Linked DNA regions of Homo sapiens: regions 1, 2, 3 and 5 are each linked to region 4. A link is a contact called in ENCODE Hi-C or POLR2A ChIA-PET data. All regions are on one chromosome and are shown on one strand. The core of a region is the stretch at or near the end of the contact, and the rest is flanking DNA. Distances in the headings are between cores, read along the strand shown.

Evidence for each region. Hi-C counts contacts between places; a loop is a spot of excess contacts on that map. ChIA-PET counts read pairs that join two places held with the same protein, here RNA polymerase II (POLR2A). Pooled maps may share reads with other maps.
Region 1: a map of CD8-positive, alpha-beta T cell shows a loop between it and region 4 (13-fold over the local background). The contact joins the promoter of TBL2 here to the promoter of METTL27 in region 4. A Hi-C loop is called at or near these places in 2 of 168 maps with a recorded cell type or tissue (CD8-positive, alpha-beta T cell and naive thymus-derived CD4-positive, alpha-beta T cell), 4 of 37 single-sample maps with no recorded cell type and 12 of 50 pooled maps. POLR2A ChIA-PET finds 5 or more read pairs at or near these places in 9 of 52 experiments (AG04450, GM10248, GM12878 and 5 more).
Region 2: a pooled map shows a loop between it and region 4 (12-fold over the local background). The contact joins the promoter of BCL7B here to the promoter of METTL27 in region 4. A Hi-C loop is called at or near these places in 8 of 50 pooled maps. POLR2A ChIA-PET finds 5 or more read pairs at or near these places in 7 of 52 experiments (Caco-2, HCT116, MCF 10A and 3 more).
Region 3: POLR2A ChIA-PET joins it to region 4 with 13 read pairs in BJ. The contact joins the enhancer-like site here to the promoter of METTL27 in region 4. POLR2A ChIA-PET finds 5 or more read pairs at or near these places in 2 of 52 experiments (AG04449 and BJ).
Region 5: a loop to region 4 is called in a pooled map, with 2.3 times the contacts of the local background. The contact joins the promoter of CLIP2 here to the promoter of METTL27 in region 4. A Hi-C loop is called at or near these places in 4 of 50 pooled maps.

Annotation. Positions count from the first base shown.
Region 1 is chr7:73,576,969-73,581,540 of GRCh38, reverse strand. TBL2 (transducin beta like 2) reads left to right here and starts at 2,962. Exons shown (of 7, transcript NM_012453.4): 1 at 2,962-3,121. The coding sequence starts at 2,992. RefSeq lists an enhancer at 2,311-2,380 and a silencer at 2,711-3,350.
Region 2 is chr7:73,554,900-73,559,318 of GRCh38, reverse strand. It overlaps BCL7B (BAF chromatin remodeling complex subunit BCL7B), which reads left to right and starts at 1,629. Exons shown (of 6, transcript NM_001707.4): 1 at 1,629-1,832. The coding sequence starts at 1,741. RefSeq lists silencers at 1,354-1,593, 1,644-1,753, 1,774-1,823, 1,844-2,293.
Region 3 is chr7:74,139,496-74,144,183 of GRCh38, reverse strand. No RefSeq gene overlaps it. Among named protein-coding and RNA genes, the nearest start is that of EIF4H, 33 kb to the left of the region's middle. Within about 2 kb of position 2,308, at least 2 of the 41 ENCODE cell types and tissues checked have a DNase peak (open chromatin) inside an H3K27ac peak, as active enhancers do.
Region 4 is chr7:73,839,414-73,844,405 of GRCh38, reverse strand. It overlaps METTL27 (methyltransferase like 27), which reads left to right and starts at 1,890. Exons shown (of 6, transcript NM_152559.3): 1 at 1,890-1,916; 2 at 2,262-2,388; 3 at 3,208-3,336; 4 at 3,857-3,992; 5 at 4,286-4,375. The coding sequence starts at 2,266. RefSeq lists a silencer at 1,732-1,831 and an enhancer at 1,952-2,251.
Region 5 is chr7:74,287,524-74,291,894 of GRCh38, reverse strand. CLIP2 (CAP-Gly domain containing linker protein 2) reads right to left here and starts at 2,488. Exons shown (of 17, transcript NM_003388.5): 1 at 2,161-2,488. LOC107986742 (a long non-coding RNA gene) reads left to right here and starts at 2,588. Exons shown (of 2, transcript XR_001745024.2): 1 at 2,588-2,833. RefSeq lists enhancers at 846-1,489, 1,490-2,134 and silencers at 2,010-2,079, 2,100-2,569.

The DNA of each region.
Region 1 (4,572 bases), core at 1,713-4,212, 260 kb after region 4:
GGCACAATCTTGGCTCACTGCAACCTCCGCCTCCCAGGTTCAAGCGATTCTCCTGCCTCAGCCTCCTGAGTAGCTAGGATTACAGGTGCGCACCACTATGCCAGGCTAATTTTTGTATTTTTAGTAGAGACAGGGTTTCACCATGTTAGCCAGGCTGGTCTCGAACTCCTGACCTCAGGTGGTCCGCCTGCCTCAGCCTCCCAAAGTGCTAGGATTACAGGCATGAGCCACCGTGCCCAGCCTTAACTTTTTTTTTTTTTTTTTTGAAACGGAGTCTCACCCTCACCCAGGCTGCAGTGCAGTGATGCAATCACGGCTCACTGCAAAACCACCTCCCGGGTCCAAGTGATCCTTCTGCCTCAGCCTCCCAAGTAGCTGGGACCACAGGCATGTGCCACCACGCTCGTCTAATTTTTGTAGTTTTTGGTAGAGACGGGGTTTCACTATGTTGCTCAGGCTGGGCTCAAGCTCCTGGGCTAAAATCTGGGCCTCCCAAAGTGGTGGGATTACAGGTGTGAGCAATCACACCCAGCCTATTTATTTATTTTATAGAGATGGGGTCTTGCTATGTTGCCCAGACTGGTCTTGAACTGCTAGGCTCAAGCAATCTTCCCACCTTGGCCTCCCAAAGTGTTGGGGATCACAGGCTTTAGCCACTGTGCCTGGCGGCTGTAATTATTTTAAAAGAAGTTTTCTTCTTTCTTTCTTTTTTTATTTATTTTATATTTATTTTTGAGATGGAGTCTCACTCTTATCACCCAAGCCGGAGTGCAGTGGAGCAATCTTGGCTCACTGCAACCTCTGCCTCCCAGGTTCAAGTGATTCTCCTGCCTCAGCCTCCCGAGTAGCTGGGATTAGAGGCGTGGGACACCACGCCCAGCTAATTTTTGTACTTTTGGTAGAGACGGGGTTTCGCCATGTTGGCCAGAGACGGGGTTTCACCATGTTGGCCAGGCTGGTCTCGAAGTCCTGACCTCAGGTGATCCTCCCGCCTCGGCCTCCCAAAGTGCTGGGATTACAGGCATGGGCCACCGCACCCGGCCTTAAAAGAAGTTTTCTGGCCGGGCGCGGTGGCTCAAGCCTGTAATCCCCCAAGCACTTTGGGAGGCCGAGGCGGGCAGATCATGAGGTCAGGAGATCGAGACCATCCTGGCTAACACGGTGAAATCCCGTCTCTACTAAAAATATTTTTAAAAAATTAGCCGGGCGTGGTGGCGGGCGCCTGTAATCCCAGCTACTCGGGAGGCTGAGGCAGGAGAATGGCATAAACCCAGGAGGCGGAGGTTGCAGTGAGCCGAGATCGCGCCACTGCGCTCCAACCTGGGCAATAGAGCAAGACTCTGTCTCAAAAAAAAAAATAAGTTTTCTATGAAAAAATTTCCTGGTCTGGGCCAGTCGCGGTGGCTCACACCTGTAATCCCAGCACTTTGAGAGGCTGAGGCGGGCGGATCACGAGGTCAGGAGTTCAAGACCAGCCTGACCAATATAGCGAAACCCCGTCTCTACTAAAAAATACAAAAAATTAGCGGGGCATGCTAGCGGGCACCCGTAATCCCAGCTACTCGGGAGGCTGAGGCAAGCGAATCGCTTGAACCCGGGAGGCAGAGGTTGCAGTGAGCAGAGATGGCGCCATTGCACTCCAGCCTGGGCGACAGTGCAACGAGACTCCATCTCAAAAAATAAAAAATAAAAATAATCTCCCAGCTCGGCATGGTGGCTCACGCCTGTAATCCCAGCACTTTGGGAGGCCGAAGCAGGTGGATCACCTGAGGTCAGGAGTTCGAGACCAGCCTGGCCAACATGGCAAAACCCCCGTCTCTATAAAAAACACAAAAAGTAGCAGGGCATGGTGGCACGCGCCTGTAATCCCAGCTACTCTGGAGGCTGAGGCAGGAGAATCTCTTGCACCCGGGAGACGGAGGTTGCAGTGAGCCGAGACGCGTCACTGCACTCCAACCTGGGCAACCGTCTCAAAAGTAAATACATAAATAAATAAATAAAATAAGTTTTCTATTAAAAATTCTCCCTTTTAACTTTCGACTTGCCAGGCCAGCCCCAAATCCAGGCCCTCGTCACCTCCCTCTCGGATCCTTGAAGCCACTGCCGGTTTTCTGATTTTGGTCTTTTCACACAAAGGTCCATCCAGGGAATCCTCAGACACAGCTTTTGCCCCACCTCTCCCTGTAATGAGCAGCTTGTTGGATGGAGCCAGCGCTCAACGTCCCCCAGACCTTTCCGCCCCTCTAGCCATTTCCCACATCCCAGCTTCTCAGGTCTTTGCGGAGGCTGTTCCACTCCACGCGCCTGGCCTACTCTTCCTTAAAAGCCCATCTGAACTTTCGCTGATGCTGAGTTTCCTATCCGTTAAATGGTAATAATAATCCCCGCCCCGCTTCCTTGAAAGGATCCAGTGTGGTGATGGCTGGAATAATGCCTTTAATAAACAATTATCAGTGAGTTCTTCAGGAGGAGGCGTGAGCAGTGATCGCAAATCCCGCCTTCCTCCGCCCTCCGCAGCCCTGCAATCTCAACCGCCAGGCGACCCGCCCCTCGAAACGCACCAAGGGTCGAGCCCTGCCCCTCGAGATGTTCTACTTCCAGGCCCCGCCCCTCGAGACACTCTACCTCCGGGTTCTGCCCCTCGAGACGCTCTAACAACCCAGCCCCGCCCCTCGAGACGCGCTAACTCCAGACTCTGCCTCTCGAGGCGCTCTAATAACTAGGCTCGGCGGGTGGAGATGCTCTAACTCCAGGCCCCGCCCCTCGAGCGCCACAACAGCCGGGCCCCACCCCTTGAGGTGCTTTAACGGCCAGGCCCCGCCCTGAAGGCGTTGTAACAACCAGGCTCCGCCCCCAGGCGCTCTAACGGCCAGGCCCAGCCGCTTGAGGCTCCCCAACGGCCAGGCCGCGCCCCCGCGTGCGTGCGCGGCCCGGCAGAGCCGTGCGGGCGCCCGCGTACTCACTAGCTGAGGTGGCAGTGGTTCCACCAACATGGAGCTCTCGCAGATGTCGGAGCTCATGGGGCTGTCGGTGTTGCTTGGGCTGCTGGCCCTGATGGCGACGGCGGCGGTAGCGCGGGGGTGGCTGCGCGCGGGGGAGGAGAGGAGCGGCCGGCCCGCCTGTAAGTGGGGCCGGGTCGGGTGGGGGCGGCCCGCGGTGTCCCGGCTCCCGGCCTCCTCGTGGTCCGACCTGCGGTTTGGGCCCGCGGCTGGTGGGGCCCGGCGACTCCATGGGCCTCAGTTTCTCCTCTGGTAACGTGAGCTTCGCTTCCAGAGACGGGGACCCGCCTTGCCGGGTTAGGCGCACCTCCTGGGGCGGGACTGGCTCCAACCTGGGCCCCTTACTGCGGCTTTCTCTGTGGCCGAGGCCAGGCCGTCCCCGGGGTGGCCAGGAGAGCACCGTAAACTCTTCAGCCTGCTCCGTGGCCGCGATCTCGGAAAAAGCACCAATTCTGTGATGTGCAGCAGCATTTACTGGGCATCTATGACCCTGTGATAGGCTTTGGGGTCTTTTTCTGTAAGGAGTCCAGTAAAGGAGAAGTACATCTGTATTATGAACACCTAAATATGTAAGTGAAAAACACGGTGAAATAAGTTTCACTGAGGCCAGGCGAAGTGGCTCACGCCTGTATTCCCAGCACTTTGGGAGGCCGAGGCAGGGAGATCGCTTGAGCCCAGGAGTTTGGGACCAGCCTGAGCAACATAGCAAGACCCCATCTCTACGCAAAATTAGCTGGGTGTGGTTGTGCACGCCCCTGTAGTCCCAGCTCCATGGGAGGCCGAGGCAGGAGGGTGTCGTGAGTCCAGGAATTCAAGGCTGCAGTGAGTTGTGATAGATCGCGCCACTGTACTTCAGCCTGGGTGACGGCAAGAGCCTGTCTCTGAAAAGTTTCATAGAAGAGGTTAGTACTAGAAATGGGAAACACCAGAGAGTCAGTGGGCAGCCCTGCTCTTTTTATTTATTTTTCAGACAGAGTTTCGCTCTTCTTGCCCAGGCTGGAGTGCAGTGGCACAATCTTGGCTCGTTGCAACTTCCGCCTGCCAGGTTCAAGCGATTCTTCTGCCTCTGCCTCCCGAGTAGCTGGGACTACAGGCACACACCACCACGCCTGGCTAATTTTTGTATATTTAGTAGACGGGGTTTCGCCACGTTGGTCAGGCTGGTCTCGAACGCCTGATCTCAGGTGATCCACTCGTCCTGGCCTCCAAAAGTGCTGAGATTACAGGCGTGAACCACTGTGCCCGGCCAGCCCTGCATTTTTTTTTTTTTTTTTTTTGCAGGGGGACGGAGTTTTGCTCTGTCGCCCAATCTGGAGTCTAGTGGCGGGATCTCGGCTCACTGCAAGCTCCGCCTCTGGGTTCACGCCATTCTCCTGCCTCAGCCTCCTGAGTAGCTGGGACTACAGGCGTCCGACACCACACCCGGCTAATTTTTTGTATTTTTTGAGTAGAGACGGGGTTTCACTGTGTTAGCCAGGATGGTCTCAATCTCCTAACCTCTTGTGATCCACCTGCCTCGGCCTCCCAAAGTGCTGGGATTACAGGCGTGAGCCACCCTGCCTGGCCGAGTCCT
Region 2 (4,419 bases), core at 380-2,879, 280 kb after region 4:
TACCAAAAAAAAAAAAAAAAAAATGTCAGCGAGGCATGGTGGCCCTCGCCTGTGGTCTCAGCTACACAGGAGGCTGAGGCAGAAGGATCACTTGAGCAAGGCCCTGTACCAAAAAATAAGTAAAAGTAAAAAATAAATATTTTTTTTTCGTCTGAATGTTCTACTAAACTGGAAGCTCAGCCAGTCACAGTGGCTCATGCCTGTAATCCCAGCACTTTGTGAGGATCCCTTGAGACCAGGAGTTCAAGACCAGCCTGGACAACATAGTGAGATCCCCTCTCCACATGAATAAATAAACTGGGCCGGGTGCGGTGGCTCACGCCTGTAATCCCAGTACTTTGGGAGGCCGAGGCAGGTGGATCACGAGGTCAGGAGTTCAAGACCAGCCTGACCAACATGGTGAAACCCCATCTCCACTAAAAATAAAAAAATTAGCTGGGTGTGATGGCGGACGACTATAATCCCAGCTACTCGGAAGGCTGAGACAGAAAATTGCTTGAACCCGGGAGGCGGAGATTGTAGTGAGCCGAGATCACACCACTGTACTCCAGCCTGGGCAAAAGAGCGAGACTCCGTCTCAAAAAAAAAAAGGCCAGGCGTGGTGGCTCACGCCTGTAATCCCAGCACTTTGAGAGGCCAAGGCGGGCAGATCACGAGGTCAGGAGTTCCAGACCAGCCTGACCAACATGATAAAACCCCGTCTCTACTAAAATTACAAAAATTAGCTGGGCGTGGTGGCACCCGCCTGTAATCCCAGCTACTCAGGAGGCTGAGGCAGAAGAACCGCTTGAACCCGGGAGGCGGAGGTTGCAGTGAGCGGAGATCACACCACTGCACTCCAGCCTGAGTCACAGAGCGAGACTCCGTCTCAATAAATAAACAAACTGGAAGCTCTTTGAAACCAAAACCACGTATGTCTTCAGCTTTAGGTACAGAGTCTTGCACAAAATAGACATCTTTTTATTTATTTACTTTAGAGACGGGGTCTCGTTTAGACATGGGGTCTCCATATGTTGCCCAGGCTGGAGTGCAGTGGCTATTCACAGGTGCGATCATATCATAGCTGACGGCAGCCTCAAATTCCTGGGGTCAAGTGATCCTCCCGCTTCAGCCTCCCAAATACTTGGGACTACTAGATACTCGAGAAAAGGCAAGAATGTGGTCTGAATGCTGGGAAAGCAGTTCATCTGGTAAAGAGAGGAGGGGATTCCAGGTGAGGAACAGGTGTGTGCAAAGACCGGAAGCCATCCTTAAGAAAGGCGTGGTTGGAGCACAGCGTAGGAGCCAGAGGGCAAAGGTGCTGGGCAGGAGAGGCGGGAGGACAGAGATGGCGCAGGAGTGCGGTTCCACAGGGTCAGGTTCCTAACACGCTGGCCAGAGCAGGGAGCCGACCTCCAAACTCTCAGGGAAGAGAACCAGGTTGCCCACCGGCGGCACCTCGCACCTCGCCCTGACCACAAGCACGTGCGCCCAACCCGCCTCGCACCCCGGCCCGGGTAGGGGGCTCAGGGGACTCCCGGGGCACTCAGGAGGGACGCCCCGGGCGGGGCGCGCAGGCGCGCTGAGGCCGTGAGCCCCAAGGGGCGGGCGGGTGCGCGCGCTTTCTCGCGCACGCGCGCACGGAGGGGGCGACGGCCGCTGTGACGCTGCGGCGGCGGCGGGCGGGCGGCGGCGCGTGAGGCGCGCGATCCCCGGTGTCTTGGGAGCAGTGCCCCGGCCCCCGCCGCTCCCGCCGCCGCCATGTCGGGCCGGTCGGTCCGGGCGGAGACCCGCAGCCGGGCCAAGGACGACATCAAGAAGGTGATGGCGGCCATCGAGAAAGTGCGGAAATGGTGAGGGGCCGGAGCTTAGGGGGCTGGCGGGGGTCGCGGATCCAGGCCCTGAGGAGCGTGGGACTGGCGGGTCAGGTGGGAGCCGACCGGCCGGCGCTGGGGGAGGGGGGTGCGGGAGAAGGCGGGAGGAGGGCGCCGCTGGCGTCGGCGTGAGGTCAGAGGGCGCGCCGGCCGCGGCCAATCAGCGGTCCTCCCGGCTCGCGGGCCCGCCCACCTGCTGCGGCTGCTGCCGCGCGCCGCCTGGGAGGGGATTCCGGCTTCCGGCCCGGACTGGAGCTGCCTGGCGTCGGTGCCCGCGCCCGGCCCAGCCCGGGGCCCGCCCTCCCCTCTTCCTGGGCAGTGGCCCCGCCTGCGTTTCCAGGCTTCCTCTTGATAATAGCGAGTAGCCCTGGAGTGGTGTCAGCCCGCCAGGCTGAGCGCTCTGCGTATTCAGGCGTTGAAGTTGGGTGAGTTTCTGGGTTAGTCCATCTGTCAAGGGAGCAAGCCTGGTGTCATCCAGAGGGATACCCCTCCCTTTCCCCCAGTAACCGGCCCCTGCGCCGCGAGCTTGGTAGGCATTTTCTCTTGCTGCCCCGGCGGCTGTCAGGAGAGTCCTTTGCAAACTATGTACCAGCCTCCCTCTAATTTCCCTGCTTCTGCTCTTGTTCATTCCCCAGTCCGTTCATCATTTGCACTGTGTGATTTTATTTTTCTCACTTCCAAGTAGCAGAGTGGTCTTTTTAAAGTGCACATCCTTACTTGGGAGGCTGTGGTGGGAGGATTGCTGGGACCCAGGAGTTGGAGGCTGCAGTGAGCTATGATCGTGCCACGGCACTCCAGCCTGGGCTACGGAGAGAGACCCCGTGTCTAAAATGTTCATGGAAGATGCCGATTGAGCCCCTGTTTAGTATCCGGAACTCCGATACATACTATATCGGTGTGTATCGGAGTCATCACATTAAACTTTCACAGCCAACTTCGTCAGCTCTTTTGTATAGCCAATTACTACTAATAATTTAAAAACCCAGGTCTGGCTAGGTGAGGTGGCTCAGGCATGTAATCCCAGCACTTTGGGAGGCTGAGGTGGGCGGATCGCTTGAGGCCAGGAGTTTGAGACCAGCCTGGGCAACATAGTGAGACCCCGTCTCTACAGAAAATAAAAGTTCAAGTAGATGTTACCTCCCGCCAGGAAGCTTTCCTTAACTCCTCCCATCCCTTTACCTCCTTTAAGGTCGTTGGTACGTTGGACTTTATTTGTGTGTTTATCTGTCCATTTCCCCACAAGAGGGAAGTTCCTTCTCTTTTTTATGTCTGAGGGCTTCATATATAGTTGGGTTTCAGTATAAATATTAGTTTAACATACTCATGGTTTTCCTCGTCCACCTTTAATCCTCCGAGGTTTTGGTGAAACCTAAGAACAGGTACACCTTTCTCTTCTCCCCATTTTTGACCCCCCCGCCCCTAGCAGGCTAGGCTGAAGGGCCATCCCCTGTCACCTGGAACTCTGTACCAGCCTCCCTGTAAACTCTCTGCTTCTGCTCTTGCTCATTCCCCAGTCTGTTCATTTGCACTGAGTGATTTTATTTTTCTCTCTTCCGAGTAGCGGAGTGACCTTTTTAAAGTGCACAGCCTTATTTGGAAGGCTGTGGTGGGAGGATCGCTGGAGCCCAGGAGTTGAGGCTGCAGTGAACTATGATCATGCCATGGCACTCCAGCCTGGGCAACACAGTGAGACCCCATCTGTAAAAAAATATATAAAATGTGCATCTTATCCTAGCACCCCTAGTAATGCTTCAGTGGTTCCCTTCTTGCTTTTAGGATAAATACTGAAGAAGGCCCTCCTTCCTGCCTCACTTGGCTGGCTCTTTCCCAGGATGCCCGCTGTCTTACCAATGAAGTCACTCTGCTCTTCCTGCCGCCTGGCATTCTTCTTCCTCTCTCCTCTCCTCCCTCTTGCCGAGTTAACTCCTAGCTCAGCTCAAAAGTTGCTTCCTTAGGTTTACCACTTGAGATTCCCAATCTAGATCAAGTCTCCTTCATAGACCTTTCCACAGTTGTATTAGATGGACTCATAAGACATTTCCTATATTTGATTTCTTTTTTTTTGAGACAGAGTCTTGCTCTGTCACCCACGTTGGAGTGCAATGGTGCGATCTTGGCTCACGGCAACCTCTGCTTCCCGGGTTCAAGCAATTCTGCCTCAGCCTCCCGAGTAGCTGATTATAAGTGTACACCACCACACCCAGCTAATTTTTTGTATTTTTGTGGAGACCGGGTTTCACCATGTTGGCCAAGCTGGTCTTGAACTCCTGAATTCCAAGTGGTCCTCCCACCATGACCTCCCAAAGTGCTGGAATTACAGATGTGAGCCACTGTGCCTGGCCTCCTGTATTTGACTAATTAACCTACAAAAATGGCAATTTGATATGGTTGAACCTGATGATTAAGTGACTAATCTTGAATTGAGCTATTCATGTCTGTTTCCAGATATAAGACAGGGTCTGTGAGGGCAGGGACTGTGGATCTTGTTCCCTGCATCACCAGGGCCTAGCACAGCCTGTTGTATACTAATTGGTTGAATAAATGAGAAAATGGAGTGGTCTGTTCA
Region 3 (4,688 bases), core at 1,059-3,558, 300 kb before region 4:
AAGAAATGAAAAAGGAGGGAAGGTGGCCGGGTGCGGTGGCTCACGCCTGTAATCCCAGCACATTGGGAGGCCGAGGTGGGCAGATCACGAGGTCAGGAGATCGAGACCATCCTGGCTAACACGGAGTGAAACCCCGTCTGTACTAAAAATACAAAAAAATTAGCCAGGCGTGGTCACGGACGCCTGTAGTCCCAGCTACTCAGGAGGCTGAGGCAGGAGAATGGCGTGAACCCGGGAGGCGGAGCTTGCAGTGAGCCAAGATCGCTTCACTGCACTCCAGCCTGGATGATATAGTGAGACTCCATCTCAAAAAACAAAACAAAACAAAACAAACAACAACAACAAAAACACTAGGGAAGGTAGTGAAATAAGTGGTCACTTTCTGTGAGGCTTTCATTCATGATCACTGAATCCACATCTTACATACGTTAATCAAGTTTAGCCTAAAGCTGCTTCTTTACATATTTCAATTTGGCCTAAAGGTTTTTCTGTACATTGTGAACTGTAACAAGCGGAGGTATAACTCGGCCATAGCCCACACCCTGTGCCAATCACTGAGTTTTGGCCAGTCAGATGTAGCCAACTGTTTGAGCCATATTCAAATAAGGCAAATGCCGACCTGTAGCCAATCCAGTTGTTTTTGTACCTCACTGACTTCTGTATGTCATTTCCCTTTGTCTATAAATCTTCTTCCATCACATGGCTGCACTGGAGTCTGTCTGAATCGGCTGTGATTCTGGGGGCTGCCCGATTCACAAATTGTTCATTGCTCAATTAAACTCCCTTAAATTTAATTTGGCTGAAGTTTTTCTTTTAACACATGTGAAAGGAGGGAAAAAGGAACAGTCAATTATGAATTCATCTTGTGCTAAATATATCTGTATTTTACACAAGATAAAGTAAACACAGAGTAGAGGAAGAAGTCAATTATGCTTTTGTCTTAGGGTGGGGGTAAGTATGATTTATTATTATTATTTTTTTCTGAGACAGAGTCTCACTTTGTCCCCCAGGCAGGAGTGCAGTAGTGTGATCTCAGCTCACTGCAACCTCCGCCTCCCGGGCTCAAGCAATTCTCCTGCCTCAGCCTCCTGAGTAGCTAGCATTACAGGTGTGTGCCACCACGCCCAGCTAATTTTTGTAGTTTTTAGTACAGACAGGGTTTCACCATGTTAGCCAGGCTGGTCTCGAACTCCTGACCTTGTGATCTGCCTACCTCAGCCTCCTAAAGTGCTGGGATTACAGGTGTGAGCCACCGCACCTGGCCTGGAAGTATGATTTAAAAAAAAGAAAAATATTGGCCGGACGCGGTGGCTCACACCTGTAATCCCAGCACTTTGGGAGGCCTAGGCGGACGGATGATGAGATCAGGAGATTGAGACCATCCTGGCTAACATGGTGAAACCCTGTCTCTACTAAAAATACAAAACATTTAGCCGGGCGTGGTGGCAGGCGCCTGTAGTCCCAGCTACTCGGGAGGCTGGGGCAGGAGAATGGCGTGAACCCGGGAGGCGGAGCTTGCAGTGAGCCAAGGTCGTGCCACTGCATTCCAGCCTGGGTGACAGGGCAAGACTCCACCTCAAAAAAAAAAAAAAATTATTGTTATTTTTTTGAGACAGAGTTTCACTCTTGTGGCCCAGGCTGGAATGCAATGGTGCAATCTTGGCTCACTGCAACCTCTGCCGCCTCAGCTCAAGTGATTCTCTTGCCTCAGCTTCCCAAGTAGCTGGAATTACAGGCATGTGCCACCATGCCTGTCTAATTTTTTGTCTATAGTAGAGACGGGGTTTCACCATGTTGGTCAGGCTGGTCACGAACTCGTGACCTCAGGTGATCCCTTGGCCTCTCAAAGTGTTGGGATTACAGCCGTAAGCCACCACGCCCGGCCATGATTTTTTTTTTTTTTTTTTTTTTTGAGACAGGGTCTTATTCTGTTGCTCAGGTTGGAGTGCAGCGGTGCGATCACACCTCACTAGAGCCTCGACCTCCTGAGCTTAAGCAATACTCCCAATGCAGCCTCCTGAGTAGCTGGTACTACAGGTGTGCACTACCACACCAGGCTAATTTAAAATCTTTTCCGTAGAGACAGCCTCTCACTGGGTTGCCCAGGGTGATCTCCAACCCCTGAGCTCCAGCAATTCTCTCACCCCAGCCTCCCAAAGTGTTGGAATTACAGGTGTGAGCCCCCATGCCTGGCCAGATTTCTATTTTTTTATTTGTCCTGTACCTGTGAAGGTAAGCTGAATTTACATGGTCAGGGTGAGGGAAGCCACCTGTGGAGATACGTGGCATTCAATCTTGCAGCTATCTGGTTAGGAACAAAAGAAAATGCAGTTTCCTGTATGACTCAGTTCCTAAGCTTAGCTTTTTGCCCTTTGACATAGTGAGTTTGGGGTCTGGTGATTTTATTTTTCTTTCACACTGTTACTGGAAAGGAGTCCCAATCAAGACCCCAAGAGAGGGTTCTTTTTTAATCTTTTTTTTTTTTTTTTTTTTTTGAGACAGGGTCTCACTCTATTGCCCAAGCTGGACTGCAGTGGCGCCCTCTGCCTCCCGGGTTCAAGTGATTCTCCTGCCTCAGCCTCCTGAGTAGCTGGGATTACAGGCACGTGCCACCACGCCCGGCTAATTTTCTTGTATTTTTAGTAGAGACAGGGTTTCCCCATGTTGGTCAGGCTGGTCTCAAACTCCTGACCTCATGATCCACCTGCCTCGGCCTCCCAAAGTGCTGGGATTACAGGCGTGAGCCACCACACCCAGCCAAGAGAGAGTTCTTGAATCTCACGCAAGAAACAATTCCAGGCGAGTCCATGGAGTAAAGTGGAAGCAAGTATATTAAGAAAGTAAAGGAATAGGCTGGGCACAGTGGCTCACACCTGTAATCCCAGCACTTTGATAGGCCAAGGTGGGCGGATCATTTGAGATTGGGAGTTCAAGACCAGACTAGCCAACATGGTGAAACCCTGTCTCCACTAAAAAATACAAAAACTAGCTGGGCGTGGTGACATACGCCTGTAATCCCAGCTACTTGGGAGGCTGAGGCAGGAGAATCGCTTGAGCTGGGGAGGTAGAGGTTGCAGTGAGCCAAGATTGCACCACTGCACTCCAGCCTGGATGACAAAGTGAGACTCCATCTCACAAAAAAAAAAAAAAAAAAGAAAGTAAAGGAACAAAGAATGTCTACTCCATAGGCAGAGCATCCCCTAAGGTTGCTGGCTGGATATTTTTTATAGTTATCTCTTGATTACATGCCCAACAAGGGTGGATTATTCATGAATTTTCTGGGAAAGGCACGGGCAATTCCTGGAACTGAGGGTTCCTCCCCACTTTTTTTTGAGACAGAGTCTTGCTCTGCCACCCAGGCTGGAGTGCAATGGTGCAATCTCAGCTCACTGCTACCTCTGCCTCCTGGGTCCAAGCAATTCTCCTGCCTCAGCCTCTGGAGTAGCTGGGATTACAGGCGCCCGCCACCATGCCCAGCTAATTTTTGTATTTTTAGTAGAGACAGGGTTTCACATCTTGGCCAGGCTGGTCTTGAACTCTTGACCTTGCAATCCACCTGCCTTGGCCTCCCAAAGTGCTGGGATTACAGGCATGAGCCACTGCGCCCGGCCGGTTCCTCCCCTTTTTAGACAATATAGGGTAACTTCCTGATGTTGCCACGGCATTTCTAAACTGTCATGGCACTGATGGGAGTGTCTTTAGCATGCTAATATATTATAATTAGCACATAATGAGCAGTGAGGACGACCAGAGGTCACTTTCTTTCTATTTTTTGAGATGGAGTTTCACTCTTGTCATCCAGGCTAGAATGCAATGGCACGATCTTGGCTCACTGCAACCTCCGCCTCCCGGGTTCAAGCAATTCTCCTGCCTCAGCCTCCTGAGTAGCTGGGATTACAAGCATGTGCCACCACGCCCAGCTAATTTTTTGTATTTTTAGTAGAGACGGAGTTTCTCCATGTTGGTCAGGCTGGTCTCAAACTCCTGGCCTCAGGTGATCCGCCCGCCTGGGCCTCCCAAAGTGCTGGGATTATAGGCGTTGAGCCACCGCACCCAGCCTACCAGAGGTCACTTTCATCGCCACCTTGGTTTTGGTGGGTTTTGGCCGGCTTCTTTGCTGCAACCTGTTTTATCAGCAAGGTTTTTTGTCACCTATGTCTTGTGCCACCCTCCTGTGTCATCCTGTGACTGGGAATGCCTCACCTCCTGGGAAAGTAGCTCAGTGGTGATGCAGGGTTTTTCTAGGCACCTTCGCTGGACTCATGGAAGGGATGCCCCATCTACTCAGCCCCCTGTGCTCAACCCCTTGCAGGAGGGAGCACACAAGTGACTAAGTGTGGGATCTGGCCAGCTGGCTTCTCCAGGCACCAACACAGGAGCAAGCTGTATGCAGGGCCCATGGCCAGAGCAGGCATGTCACCTTGAGGGGAAAGCAGCAGCACCTAGGTGAGGGTGCCCGTGTCCCCGAAGCTGCAGAGGGGGTGTTATTACAGTGCTCCTTTAGTTCTGCTGTCCACAGATGGTGACATGTCAGCAGATCAGCTGGCCCCTTGCCTCATCACATGGGGACAGCTGCCCTTCACAGGCGAGGGCAAAGGCCCAGTGTGACAGCCTTTCTGGGTATCCTCACTCACTGGGTCCCAAGCTCTTGTCCAGCATCCAGGAAGAATGAAGTTACACGGACGATT
Region 4 (4,992 bases), core at 641-3,140:
TATATGTAAGAAGTACATTGGTTTTGTCTAGAAAGGTGGCGACAACTCGAAGCAGGGAGGGGGCTCCGGGTCACAGGAAGGTGAAAGACAAATGGTCCTATTCTTTGAGTTTCTGATAAGCCTTTCCCCTGTAATCTCAGCTACTCAGCAGGCTGAGGCAGGAAGTGGAAGTTGCATGAGCTGAGATTGAGCCACTGCACTCCAGTCTGGGTGACAGAGCGAGACCCCATCTCATAAAAAAAGAATGCCTTCACCATCTGGGAATGCAGTCCAGTAGGTCTCAGTCTTATTTTACTCAGCCGCTATTCAAGATGGAGTTGCTCTGGTTCAAACATCTCTGACACTTCGACACTTCTACCCCCTAAACATCTCTGAAGATCACCCACTCCTCTCCGCAGTCATGACCTCTACCCAAGGTCATGCAACCATCACCTCCTGCCTGGACACCTGCAACAGCCTGCCAAATTCTGCCTGCCCAAACCCTTGATTCCAACACAGGTCCTCTAGACCAGCGCTTCTGAACCTTCAGCTGCCTAGAAATCGCCTGCAGAGTTTGTAGAAACACAGAAACTCTGGGCCCCAGTCCCAGAAATCTAATTCTCATTCAGAAGGTCCCAGGTCAACTGAGAATTTTTACTTTTTTTTTTTATTTGAGATGGAGTCTTGCTCTGTCACCCAGGCTGAAGTGCAGTGGCGCAGTCTCTGCTCACTGCAATCTGTGCCTCCCAAGTTCAAGCTATTCTCCCACCTCAGCCTCCTGAGTAGCTGGAATTACAGATGCCCGCCACCACGCCCGGCTAATTTTTGTATTTTTAGTAGAGATGGGGTTTTGTCCTGTTAGCCAGGCTGGTCTCAAACTCCTGTCCTCAAGTGACCCGCCCACCTCAGCCTCCCAAAGTGCTGGGATTACAGGTGTGAGCCACTGCGCCCCGGCCTAATTTTTGCATTTCTCACAAGCTTCCCTAGGGCATCTCCTAGAGGAAACCAAGATGTTACGGAGGCTGACGCTGCGTATCTTCAGGTCACACTTCCAGCCGCAAGACTCTCTCTGCTGTCCAATACAGTAGCCACTAGCCACATGTGGCTATTTAACTTATTAAAATAAAATTTGCCAGTACGGTTTTTTAAAATAAAATTATTAAAATAAAATTTGCCAGGAGGCAGAGGTGGGAGAATCGCTTGAGACTAGGAGTTTAAGACCAGCCTGGACAACATTTTTTGTCTCTACAAAAACTACGAAGATAAAAATAAATAGATAAAAATTTAAAAAGCCGGGCAAGGTGGCATGCACCTGTAGTCCCAGCTACTCAGCTACTCAGAAGGCTGAGGCAGGAGGCTGGCTTGAGCTTGAGTTCAAGGCTGCAGTGAGCTATGGTCAAGCCACTGCACTCCAGCCTGGGCGACAGAGTGAGACCCTGTCTCATAAAACAAAACAAAAATAAAACAAAATAAGTAAATATAAATACAAAGTAAAAATGAAAGCTAATCCTAGGTCCCTCTCCTGCCCATAAGAATTCAGAGACTCCCCAGTGCCTACAAACCTCATGCTTTCAGGAAGCATAAAGGACTTCAGGAGGCAGGAGGGCAGTTGGAGGGGGATGGTGGAGGTGCTGCTACCTGACGGTGGAGGGGGAGGCCGGGGCCAGACCACCGAGAAGCCCCTAAACCCGCACAGCAGGAAAACATCTCCGCAGTCCCTGCTCTACCAAGGCTGGAGGAGGGCCACAAGCCTTGAGCTCATTGGCTGGCGGGGGGGGGGGGGGCGGGCAGACTGCCAGCGCCTTCCTTTGACTGGCTATTTTCTCTCAGCGGAAAACCAATCATTGCGGGCAGGCGGTGAGGGTGTGGCCAGGGTCGCAACACAGGCCCCGCCCCGAGTCCTGTTGCCCACACGCCCGAGGCGCGCTGGATTGGCGGTGAGTTCTGACTCCGGCCTCCTTCGAGACCGTTTCGCTCCGGATGTCGCCCACCTCCGACCCTCTCTCAGTCGGAGGGCGGAAAAGAGGAAGATAGGTCCTTCCTCCAGCCGCGGGGCACCCCCTTCTCCCACCTTGCCCTTCCCCCAGCCCTGCAGCCCCAGAGTGTAAATATCCAAGCCCGCCCTCTCTGCGCTCAGTGTCCCCATCTGGGATAGGGGCCGGGATAGGGGTCGCGCTGGCAGGAGGCCTGGCAGCCTCCTCTGAAGGGGGAGGAGGGAAGGGGGAAAGGAGGGGATGGGCGATTGAGGTGGACCTCGAGACAGGGCAACGGTGTCCCCACAGGAGCATGGCCCAGGAGGAGGGTGGGAGCCTGCCCGAGGTGCGGGCGCGGGTCAGGGCCGCGCATGGCATCCCCGACCTGGCCCAAAAGCTCCATTTCTATGACCGCTGGGCTCCGGACTACGACCAGGTAAACTCATTTGGGGCCTTGCCTCCACTAGACCAGCCTCCATTTTTCTACCTGTAAAGTGGGGAATCAGCCTTGCACCCGGGGGCGGCTGTGAGGACGAAGTGAGGCCTGGCTAAGAACCCTACAGTCCTGCCCCTTCCAGAACCCGCCCCACAGCTCTGGATTGGCAGCCCCATCAGGGGCCATGACCTCCTGAGGGGGGCTGCCTGGAGGAGGTGCTATTGAGAAGTCACTGTGGGGCCGGGCGCGGTGGCTCACAAGCCGTAATCCTAAGCCCTTTGGGAGGCCGAGGCGGGCGGATCACCTGAGGTCAGGAGTTCGAGACCAGCCTGGCCAGCATGGTGCAACCCTGACTCTACTAAAAATACAAAAATTAGCCAGGCCCACGTGGTGGCAGGCGCCTGGTAATCCCAGCTACCCTGGAGGCTGATGCAGGAGAATTGCCTGAATCCGGGACACAGAGGTTGCAGTGAGCCAAGATCTCTTCACTGCACTCCAGCCCGAGTGACAGAGGGAGACTCTGTCTCAAAAAAAAAAAAAAAAAAAGTCATGTGGACTCAGCAGAGAGAGCCGCTTGGCCAGGAGAGAAGGTCCCTGGAGGGCTGAGTCTACTGTACAGTGGGCTGGGGGCTAACTCTCCAGTCCTGGCCCTTTAGCAATGGGAAGCACCTCATGCCTGGGCGTCCCCTCACGCTAGCCCCAGCCAGGCTTGATCCCCAACACACACAGCTTAGCCTGGCAGACTCTGAGACCACCCCATAAGGGAGATCCCCCAAACACTGGGGCACCGGTGTTGTAGGCCCGGCACTCTTTCCCCAGGATGTGGCCACCCTGCTGTACCGTGCGCCCCGCCTCGCAGTGGACTGCCTCACACAAGCCCTTCCAGGCCCGCCCCACAGTGCCCTGATCCTGGACGTGGCCTGTGGCACAGGCCTAGTGGCTGCCGAGGTGAGGCTCTTCCAGATCCCCTGCCTACTCCTTAGCCCCGCACTTCCTCAAATCTCCTACTGCCCCTGGCCCCAGAACCCTGCCCCACACCTCAGACTCACTGTTTCAAATGCATGAGACAGGACCAGGCATACTGTGGCTCACACTATGGGAGGCCGAGGCAGGAGGACAGCTTGGGGCCAGGAGTTTGAGGTCAGCCTGGGCAACATAGCAAGACCCCTGTCTCTACAAACAGATTTAAAAATTAGCCAGGCAGGGTGGTGCACGCCTGTAGTCCCAGCTACATGGGAGGCTGAGGTGGGAGGATCACTTGAGCCCGGAAGTTCAAGGCTGCAGTGAGCTATGATCACGCCACTGCACTCCAGTTTGGGCGACAGAGAGAGACCTTGTCTCAAAAATTTAAAAAAAGCAAATGCATGGGCCACATTCAGTGCAGAGTCCACTGCCCTGCCAAGGTGCAGGGACCCAGCCGGGAAGTGGCAGGTGTGAACCATGACTGAGTCTCCCACCCCTACCCCAGCTGCGGGCTCCAGGCTTCCTCCAGCTGCATGGGGTGGATGGGAGCCCAGGGATGCTGGAACAGGCCCAGGCCCCCGGCCTCTATCAGCGCCTCAGCCTCTGCACCCTGGGCCAGGAGCCTCTGCCCAGCCCGGAAGGTACTTTCTCTCCCACCTCCACACCCCGAGGCCCACCCTCATGAAGCCCTTTCCCTTGCTGATCCTCCATCCCTCTCCCACACTAAGCTCCCAGTCCCTCACTCAACCCTGCACCCCACGATCTGACTGCAGCCCAGAACTGGGCCATACTTACCTTATCCTCTAGGGGACCTGGGTCCTGCAGATGCGGGTAGTAGCCTCGTCCCACCCCTAGGGTGGTCTGAGGCCACACCATAGACAAAGTACCTTCCAAGCATCACACCATGTCCCCACCCCCCCCCACACACACACAGGGACCTTCGACGCGGTGCTGATAGTCGGTGCCCTCAGTGACGGCCAGGTGCCCTGCAATGCGATACCTGAGCTACATGTCACCAAGCCAGGTGAGGAGCAGCCCAGCCAACCACCCCCAACCCCCGTCACCATATACCTTCCCCTGTGCATAGTGCAGACACAGGCCCCAGAGCCCCTCAGGCTAAGCGAGGGGCAGCGTCCTGCCCAGCGTCACACACAGCCTAGCCTAACATCCCAGCCACCAACAGCAGACCCAGGCAAACAGGCCGGGCAGACAGGTGGCCAGCTCGGCTCTTATCCATGGACAACCAGGAGCAACTCCACCCTCCTCTGCAGCCTCCTTTTCCCAGTCTGGGAGTCAGGTGGTATAAATGCTACAATCCAGTCCCCGTAGGACTGCAGTGAGAATCAGGTGAAATCCTGTCTCTAAGGTTTTTGCTTTGGTCCTGACCCACAGTGAGGGCTCAGTTCTGTTCCTTCCTCTCACTGCTTCCTCACTCATTCATAGACTGCCTTTGGAGCATCTCTTTCTCTTTCCTGGTCTCAGTCTTCTCATCTGGGAAATGGGGCTGCTCAGGGGAGATGAGAGCTGTGAGCACCGTTTGTAAACTTTGCACATTGCGCTGCCCGGGCAGGTGTGTTTCCCGTCTCCTGCTGTGTTCTTGCTCAGCGCTTTGTTCTGCTCTGGGCAGAGGGCTCAGACCCT
Region 5 (4,371 bases), core at 1,239-3,738, 450 kb before region 4:
GGCCAGGAGGGGAGGCCAAGAGGGAACTGGGGGACCACACGTGGGCAGGCCTGCCAGGTGGGGAGCAGGGACAACTGGGGCTGTGGGGAGATGGCCTTTCTATCACCAAGGGAGGCAGGACCAGGGAGGAGGCTGCAGTGAGGCAGAGAACAGCAGGTGCCGGGTCAGGGCTAACCAGCAAGGGTGCTGAAGAAGGACAAACAGCCTGGAAGGGGCACGAGCCTCCTCTCCCTGAAACGTGTGTGAGTGGGGCCAGGAAGCCACTCTGTACGGCAGCAACAACACTTATAGGACATCTACTCTGTCACAGGGCACACAGTTCTCCTAACAACCCTAAAAGCCAGATACCATAAGGATCCCAATTTTACAGATGAGGATGTCGAGGCAGAGAGAGATGCAATGTGCAAGGTCACATAGCTAGGGAGTGGCAGAGCTGGGATTTGAACCCGGGCTGTTAAGCTCCAGCATCTGAACTCTTCACCGCCAAGGTAGACAGCAGATGCCGGAAAGCGATTACTGCTCCTTGGAGTAAATTCCCCCTGCTGGGACTTTGGGCTCTGAGTGCAGAATTCCAGGCACCACCTTCCCAGCCTGCACGGTGCTGAGGGCTGGAGTTTGCAGGTGCACACAGGTGTGTGTGGAGGAGGCTCCTCCCAGGCGCCTCCACCTGCCTCTTCTGCCTTTGGAGCCCCTCTCCATCTCCACCGCCTCCACCTGTCCTGAAGCCAGAATCCCATCATTCCCCCGCAAGGCACTGCAGACAAGAATGCATCCTGTGCTCAACGCAGGTCTAAGTTCCTTAAATCCTAAGCTGTTTCTCTAACCCAATAGCCTCCTTTTCTGACTCCAAGCCCTTATTCACGCTATTTCTCCTGCACGAAACCCCCTTCAGGCAACCTGGCAGCAAACTTCTGCAAGATGCTCTATGAAGCTTCCTGGTCTGCCCCATCCTCCAGGGGACCCCCTCTATGCCCCCAGCTTCCCCACTAATGCACTCATCAACCCCCGGGGCTGCACTTTTTGGGGACACCGAGGCTGCTGTCCTGTGGACCAGCCAGCCCCTAGAAGTGCCAGGCCAGGTAACAGCAGCTGAATGAAGGGCTTATTGTTTACATTTACAACCGAAAGGGAAGAGGCTTCTGAAGCACACACGTGGTGCTCCCCGCACCCTCCTCCTCCTCTGCCCACAGCCCTAGGCCACCCCACCCACCTCCCTCAGGCATCGCGCAAGAGTGACGGCAGACCCCCTCATCCCAGACCCCCACTTCTCACCCAGAAGTGAGAGGAGGGGTCTCAGACGTTGGGGGACACACTGCTGGGTGGGTGATTTCCCCCCAAGGTGCTCCCTCTGCCCGTCCTTCCCAGGGTGGGGCTGGGGCCTGCGTGGCAGTGCCCAGTGGGCACCCGCTCGGCCCAAGCTCTGCCTGAAAGGTCCAAACGGGCGGGCCCTGAAGGTTCAGCCAAGCATCCTCCGCGGCCGCCGCCCCTCCCCGGGAGGAGGGCAGAAAATCTGCTGCCTCACCAGCCACCAGCGCCAGCTTGGGGGGACACCCCCTGAGAGAAGCCGCCCGCCTCAATCTCCTCCTACCCCACCTCAGCCAAGCACTTCAACCAAGTTTTGCAAAGGCCATCGGCCAGGCGACCCCAGAGGGTGTAGCAGGGAGGAGAGGGGGGCAGTCCCTGTTCTCCCAGACCCCAGGTTTGGAGATGGGGGCTGCATGGCCGCGCCCACCAGGCTGTGCTCCCCAGGCTCTGTGAGCCCAGAGAGCCCTGCGGCGCGTCCAGCCGTCTTGCTCTGCCCTTGGAAGGGGGTACGGGCGACCCTCCAACAGAAGGGCCAAACCCCCGTCCGAGGGTAGGGACCCCGATGAGGCTGGTGATGCCTTCAACAGGGGGACCCGCAGCCCGGGAATAGCCCCCAACCCTGGCACCCCAAGCAGTGCCCCCTCCTCTCCTACAAGCAACGGGGAAGTTGGGGCACACCCCAGCCAGCTCCCGCCCACGCCCACCGGCCGGCCTCGAACCCTCCCGCCCCCGCCCACGCCCCGACAATGCCTCCGGGCCCGCAGCCCCGCTTTCGGCCAGGCCGCCGCCCCCCGCATCTCTCCGTCCTTTGTTGCCCGCGCGACCCCCTCCCTCGGCCCCTCCAGCAGCCCCTACCTTCGTCCTTCCAGCATCAGGCTAAGCGGCGGGAGGCCCGGAGAGCCCCGGCCTCCTCCTCTCGGGCCCGGGCGCGCTGGGGGGCGAGGATGCTGCGGCCCCTCCCTGCGCGGCGCTGCCCACCGGCTGCACCCCCTCCTGGCGCCGGGGATCCCCGCGATAGGTGCTCAGGGCCCGGGCCTCGCGCCACGTCTCTGGGAAGGCGGGAGGCGCGCACCGAGGCCGCCCAGCAGCCGCCTGCGCGCCCCGCGGCCGAGCCGAGCTGAGCGCCCGCGGAGCCAGCGGAGCCAGCGGAGCCAGCGGCCCGGCTCCGGGAGGGAACAAAAGGGGCCGGCGCAGGGGCGGGCGCGGGAGGGCGGGGCCTGGGGCGGGCGGGAGGGGGGGGCGGGTCAGGCGCGCGTGGGCGGCCTCGCGGTTTTCAGGCCTCAGTGCCTCGCGGAAAGCAGGCGGGCGGGCGGAAAACGCGGAGCAACCTCTTCCCCCTCTCCCCGCTCCATCTCCTTCCCTTCCCAGGCCGCAGCTGTCCTTTGTGGGGCGTCCAGGGTTCGCCCACATCCACCTCCGCGCTGGGCACCTGGTGGTGCTTACATCGCGTTTGGTGAAACGCATCCTCCAGCCATGCTATGCTTGCAAAGATGTCTCTGGTCATTGGGAAGGACGGCAGCTTGGGAAGGTGAGATGCTGTTGGCGCTGGACAGAAAGGATGAGGAGGGGGACAGTGCAGCTGGGGCGAAAACTTCAGGTCTGTGTTGGGGCCAGCGTGGGTGGGGAACTGTGGCACAGGGTCTCATGGTTATCAAGGATCTCATAGCCTGGGCAGTGTCTCACGCCTGTAATCCCAGCACTTCAGGAAGCCAAGGCGTGCAGATCGCCTGAGGCCAAGAGTCCGAGAACAACCTGGGCAACGTAACCTTCGTCTCTACAAAAAATACAAAAATTAGCTGGGCGCGCGCCTGCGGTCCCAGCTACTGGGGAGGCTGGGGTGGGAGGATCGCTGGAGCCCAGGAGGTCGAGGCTGCAGTGAGTCATGATCAAGCCACGGCCCTTCAGCCTGGGTGACAGAGCGAGACTCCGTCCCAAAAGAAAAAAAAAAAAGGATCTCATGGTGATCAGCTTCCAAGATACAAATGAACCCTCCCCAGGACAGGATGCATGTACTGCTATTTCAGAGGAGTTGAGGCAGCTGCCAGGTCCCCTCCTGCGTGGAGAGGCAGATGCCAAGTGACAGCTCAGGAACTAAACAGTGACCAAGCCCCAGCCCCTGTCCATGCCCAGGCTGCGGTTGGCTTCTGTGGCTTGGTTTCCCTCTGTCCCCCCTTGATAAGCTCGCCTGGATGCCTTTGACCTAGCTGGCCGTTCTACCAGTCCTGCCCTGCCCCCTTTCTCTGTTTGACAAATCATATTCCCCCTTCAAAGCACAGCTTAAATGTCCCTGCTTTTCCCTTGAGTGCAGGAATGTGGGTGTTGGGGGAGGTTGTGGTCTGTATGGTGAGACCACTGTTCTGCGGGAGAGAAGTGCCACATACGATCTTGTTCCTATCCCCTAAGGGACCCAGTGCAATGCTTGGCAGAGGGTAGACATCCAGTAATATTTGTTGAATGAATGAATGAACTTACTAAGTTAACATTACCACCCCTCAACTGTCTTGGTATCCATAATCTTTGAGAAGTGAGTGAACCTTTTTTTAGAGAAGGGGTCTCACTCTGTCACCCAGGCTGGAGTGCAGTGGTGTGATTACAGCTCACTGCAGCCTCAAACTCCCAGGCTCAAATGATCCTCCTGCCTCAGCCTCCAGAGTAGCTGGGACTACGGGCATGCACCATGCCCGGCTAATTTTTTGTGTTTTTTATAGAGATGGGGTCTCATTATGTTGGGGTCCAGGCTGGTCTTAAACTCTTGGCTTCAGATGATCTTCCCACCTCAGCCTCCCAAAGTGCTGGGATTACAGCTGTGAGCCACCGTGCCTGGCCTAAACATTTTGACCTCAGTTTCCCCATCTGTAAATTGGGGAGAGTGTTTCAATTCAGTTCAGCGAACATGCAATGCTGTAATGATGGAGGCTGGGCATGGGGTCAGCCCTGAGGGGGTGCCCAGTTGGTGTGGAGAGCCAGACTTGGAGACTAATAAGGGAGGAGGTTCAGAGTGAACTCCAGAAAGACTGGGCTTCTGTAGGAGGTGTGAACCCATAGGGAGGGAGGGGACTCAGGGTG